Regions from separate parts of the Homo sapiens genome. Here region 2 is linked to region 1. The links are chromatin loops, found by intact Hi-C in ENCODE. Cell type or tissue: IMR-90. All regions are shown on one strand. Each heading gives the region's core, and the rest is flanking DNA. Links, peaks and the distances in the headings are about the cores only.

Region 1 (2,818 bases), core at 257-2,756:
ATTTTTAGAAATTGTTCTTCAGAGAAAGGAGGAAGAGTGGGCTGAAGTAAACGCTATATGTCTAAAATATCACAATTATGTTGACTTTTTTTTGCCACCAGAATGATTGATGCCCTTGATGGGTCATTTCACTAAATAAAGTGAGTTACCACAGCCCAGTAGAAACCCAGATCTGGTTGTGTGACCTTAATAGAGGTATCTGAAATTATAAATTGATTTTCTTCCAATAGCCCGCATCTGAAATAACTGGATTGAGGTTCATGTCAGTAAATTCTTCAATTTCTATGTAGGGAAAAATGAGGACCTTTTTGTTTGTAATTATTCTATTTATTGAACAGTTATTAGTTGTACTTCTAATCTGTACTAGAAGACTATATTACAAAGTGTTTATTTTCCCTAAACAATGGCTTCTCTTGATTCGTGTTCATTATTGCCCTAAATAAATTGAAATTTAGAAAAAGAAAAACCCAGTTTTCTTAGTATCATACATGCAAGCTTAAGTTTTCTTATTTGTTTGTTTTTATTTGACATACATGAAGGTTATTTCCAAAGATACAAATGGAGGCCAAAACAGTTTGACATAAAGCAGACCAAAACAGATTGAATTATACTGTACCTCTACACTGACTAGCATTTTGATGTCTAGATGGATAAGTAAGCATAGTGCTAATTTACAAGCGCAAACTCAACTAGTAAGATTAACTAATTTCTAGGCTGTAATGAATTTATATAAATATTCTTGTTATTCAGATGGGAAACCTCATAACTGTGCTGTAGATTAGACTTGCATTGCCTAAAACTGGAGAATGTAACTTTTTTTGTTTTTTTGACAAACCCACAGCCAGCATCATAGAGAATGTAACTTTGCCTCCCAAATCTGTGTATGTCAGATCACTTATAATTGGAGCTGCACAGTTCCCTCTTCTAGGTTTGACTCTTTAAACTTGGTAACATCTCATTAGGCTAAATGAATTCTCCATGCCCTATTGTCTGTCTTGCTATGTTGCCTAACACTTTGATTTTAACATTAGGAAAACAACTACCAATAAACATGAGATAAAACACAAAATAGATGAATACCACTAGCTTGGTAATATAAACCATTATATAACAGGGATTTGCTGCAGACTCTTTTCACACATAGAAAACTTTTCCAAAAGACATTTTTGAAGTTTCGCTATGAAGAAAGTTTGCCAGTGACTGAAAGAACCTTTTGTAGGTCCCTATTTGGGAGTGCGGTAACTGGTGCTTCTGGACTCTATACACAGAGATCCAAGGCTAGGAAAATATCTCAGGGTAAAGCTATCTAAGTTTTGTATCCAAAAGCTATTAATTTCTTCAGTTATGAGAAGAAACCACAAATTGCGTAATGGCCTTGGTATTTTGTTGGTATGGAGAGAAGGATGATCTCAGAAGACTTGTAGGCCTGTCTTGGGGTGTCTGTGGTGTGTGTGTGTGTTGCTTTTTTTCCAACTTATAAAAAAACTCAACAATCAATCTTAGCCACGTTTTTGAAACCGTAGATATTCTAAGTTAGCAAATCCAAATCAGTACACGAAACAACCATTTTTGCCAGCACCAAATGCATACTTTGCTGAGCTTTCGTATCTGGGCTCCAGAGTTTATTCATAGCAAATTCTGACATCTGCTAAGTTCTATTATGACCCAGAGGGGAGCGAAGTGAAGTAGGATGAAGAATCTGGAAACGCATGCTGCTTATAGGGTAAATTGCATTGAGGAATTTGCATCCATGTAGCCTTTCCCCTTATGGACCACTGTGACGTTTAGTAGGCTGAGCTAAAAGGTCATATTGCTCAAGATGAATAACAATAAATGGTTTGTTCAGTGACTTGTTAAGCCTACTGCCAGTGCCTACTAATAGCCAAAATAGCTATTTCTCTTCTGGGATATATGAGTTTGGCTGTCATCTTTTTGGGAATATGGTAATTTGTAGCCATCACTTTCAGTGTGGTGGGGAGATCTAACATTTAAAAGTTCTTATCCCAGTGGTTTACAGATCCCTTTTCCCCCACAAACCGCTGCTGCTTCTTTTGAACCTTGAATGCTACCATGGTTTAATTTTTTTTTTTTTTTTTTTTTTGAGTCAGGGTCTTGCTCTGTCACCCAGGCTGGAGTGCAGTGGCATGATCATGACTCACTGCAGCCCCAGCCGCCTGGACTCAAGTGCTCCTCCTGCCTCAGCCACCCAAGTAGCTGGGACTACAGGCGTGTGCCACCACACCTGGCTAATTTTTAGATGGGATTTCGCATGTTGCCCAGGCTGGTCAAGCAGTTCTCCCACCTTGGCCTCCCAAAGTGCTGGGATTACAGGTGTGAGCCCTCATGCCCGGCCTTCCTTTGCTTTGCTTTTCTTCAGTTGTGGTTCAGTTCTAGACCATGTTTACAGTAGATACAGGGGCACAGCTCCCAATAGTGTTTAAAACATGTGAAGTATCGGGGCAGAAGTTAGCACCTCTAATAAGTTTAAATTCCCTCGGATTTGCTTTATAGGAAGTATGTTAAGAACATTTTCCAGAGCATTTTCATTCAACTGATATATTTTACATAGCTGCCTTATTAAAATACAGATGTATTCTTGAAATTATTGACCAATTTTTTTTTTTGAGATAGTCTTGCTGTGTCGCCCAGGCTGGAGTGCAGTGGCACAATCTCGGCTCACTGCAACTTCTGCCTCCTGGGTTCAAGCGATTCTCTTGCCTCAGTTTCCCGAGTAGCTGGGATTACAGGCGCCCTCCAACATGCCTGGCTAATTTTTGTATTTTTAGTAGAGATGGGTTTGGCATGTTGTCCAGGCTTG
Region 2 (2,818 bases), core at 134-2,633, 98 kb after region 1:
CATAAGCATTCAGTAAGTGTTTTTGAATGAAAAACTGAGTCATCACTACTTAACTATGGAATCTTATATCAGACTCTTGTTTTTTTTTTTTTTTGGGAGACAGATTTTGCCGCCCAGGCTGGAGTGCAGTGGTGCGACCTCAGCTCACGGCAACTTCCGCCTCCTGGGTTCAAGTGATTCTCTTGCCTCAGCCTCCTGGGTGGCTGGGACTACAGGTGCGTGCCACCACACCCAGCTAATTTTTGTATTTTTAGTGGAGACGGGGTCTCGTCATGTTGGCCAGGCTGGTCTTGAACTCCTGGCCTCAAGTGATCTGCCCGCCTCGGCTTCCCAAAGTGCTGGGATTACAGACGTGAGCCACCGTGCCCTGCCAGACTCTTGTATTATATTATTAACATGATCTAAATTATTTATTCATCAAACCACTTGGTTTTATATACTTTTTTTTTTTTTTTTTTTTTAGTGTAGAGACAAGATTTTCATCATGTTGCCCAGGCTGGTCTTGAACTCCTAGGTTCAAGCAATCCGCCTGGCTCTGCCTCCCAAAATGCTGGGATCATAGGCGTGAGCCATCACGCCCAGCCATGGTTTTATGTAGTTTTGTTATATGAGTTATTGTGAAGGTGACCAAGTCAAATGACTTTTAGGTGTAAAAGGGTGTTTTGATCTACTGTAGAGTTTGCTTCCTATTCCTTAAGTAAAATAAGTTTGATCCAGGCCAGTGTTTTTGGATTAAACTTCTCAGAGCATCCCAAAGAGCAGTTTGATAAAACCCTGAGTCTAAATTATAGAAGGATTAAAAGTTGAAACTTGCTGTTTTCTTGAGCTGTTGTGGAAGGTGAAACCTGGCCTGGCTTCATGTGTTGGCAAATATTTCCTCTGATCTGCCCTTCCACCGATGGATGCAAATAACTTAAATTTTTTGAGCACCAGATTCATTCAATATATTTTTTTAACAACATACTTAAAGCCTAGTTTACCCTATTCCCCTGTTGTACCACCTGCTAGCAGACATACTAAGATCGTTTATTTAACTGAAGGAAAATTAATTTACAGTGAAAAAACTGCAGCGTTAGTGAAGGCATAGAGATCTCTTGTGGACAATATTTTTGAGTCTTTATTGATTAGACTTCATTGTGACTTAATTAATTGTAATACTGCATGAGCATTTTATTACTGGGAACGCAAAACCCAGGCTTACATAATGCTTCTGATGGAGAATGTAACCTGCAGCTACTGCCAAAAAGCTTCTACTTAGAGGCAAACAACTCTGCCCTGATAGGCTTACTCATCAAGAACCACACAGCATCTTGCTTGGCTAAAAGCACTTTGTTTAGAACCAATGGGGCAAGGGATTAAATTGGCTCACCCACCAAGTCTCCATATACCGAGGGGCTCAGAGTCCTCAAAGCAGTTTTCTCATACCTTTTGAGACACACTGCACCGCCAGAGAGAAAAATCTATGTAGTGCTTTCATGTCAGTGAATGTAGAAATCACAGCTGATGTCAGAAAAGAGGTTAAGAACTACTTCAGAGTGAAACAGGCCAGCCGTGTTCATTCCCATGACCTAACATAACTAAAAACCAGTAGATAAATAGTGGTACTGCCCTATTTATTATTAGCCTTTTCAAACCAGCTGTCTCCTGGCTTATGGCAACCCTAAATAGAAAAATAAAAGAAGGACATTCCAAGTGGAAGGACTTCAGAGATATGGATAATAGTCAACATTTATTGACCACTTTCTATGTACCAGGCACTGTTGCATTACCTTATTTAATGTTCAGAACAACTGTCTGAGGTAAGCTGTTTTATGAGGTAAACTGTATGAGAGGTTATTTGATAAATAAGAAAACTGAGGCATGATAAGGTTAAGTAACATGCCCAAGATGCACATCTAGTAAGTGGCAAAGCTGAGATTTGAACCCAGGCAGTCTGGCTTCAGAGACCATCTAACCATATGTGTTTGTATTTTCATTCTCAATAAATACATAGTAAGTTAGTCCAAGAATCAAGAGAGTCATAGAATGGATATATTTGTCTGCATCGGGATTACTTACTGAAAAACGAGTAGCAGGAACTCTGTATTGGACCTGGAGGCAGAATTTTCTTAAACTGTAATGACTGATACTAGGAGTCAAAAGATACTAGAATGTAAACCACAAGATGGACAGCCTCCTGTAAAACAGTATAGCAAGCCAGGATCTTTTCAGGGTTGGGCTAGAGCTAAATCTTGGCATCCCTACCCTTTAGGCCAGGATTTCCTGATTTCTGAATTTTAATTCTGGCAGCATCATGCCCACCTAGAAAAACTGATCGAAAGTAAGGAAGTTCAAGAAATAGGTGTCATTTTTCTAATAAATGGATATACATGGGTCAAAACCTTTTCTTTGTGGTCTGTCTCGGGTTGATAAACTTGGTAAAACTGAAGAGAAAAGCCTCTCAGTGCATGTTTATTGATTCCTAAAGAAACTTTTCTTATGGGCTCCATCTCTTTGCGAAAGTGTTCCAGGCCATCTCCCTATGGCCTCTATGTTCAGTCACTGAAAGTGTCTCACAGAATTTAGAGATATAAAGAACTTTATTTCTATTCCAGGATATTCTGATTACAATAATTTGCAGAAACCACTAGGGTTGGAATTTATAGTTAAATGGATAATTCTCCACCTTCTTTTCTGATATCTTACTGTTGGAATATCATTTTTGAAATTTTACTGAAGTGTGGGACTTCCATTTTTCTTCCCCCGAGCAACTGAAAATAAATGTTTCAAAACATGACAGTTTTTTCTTAGTGCCATTGTGTCAAGAGAAGCTAATCTC

The links. Peaks named below come from ENCODE experiments on the same cell type or tissue, not always from the same donor. Only the 100,000 strongest peaks of a DNase experiment are listed, where the experiment ranks them.
Region 2: it touches region 1 in a loop (2.1-fold over the local background); 2 of 110 quality-filtered maps call a loop at or near these places.

What each region holds. Positions count from the first base shown.
Region 1 is chr11:116,983,334-116,986,151 of GRCh38, reverse strand. All of the region lies in intron 1 of SIK3 (SIK family kinase 3), which reads left to right. Among named protein-coding and RNA genes, the nearest start is that of SIK3, 110 kb to the left of the region's middle. In IMR-90, for the core only: no CTCF peak of the experiment used is centred there; DNase peaks (open chromatin) are centred at 1,381 and 1,771; H3K27ac peaks cover 460 bases.
Region 2 is chr11:116,884,889-116,887,706 of GRCh38, reverse strand. The region is part of intron 6 of SIK3 (SIK family kinase 3); the gene reads left to right. Among named protein-coding and RNA genes, the nearest start is that of APOA1, 49 kb to the right of the region's middle. In IMR-90, for the core only: no CTCF peak of the experiment used is centred there; a DNase peak (open chromatin) is centred at 1,276.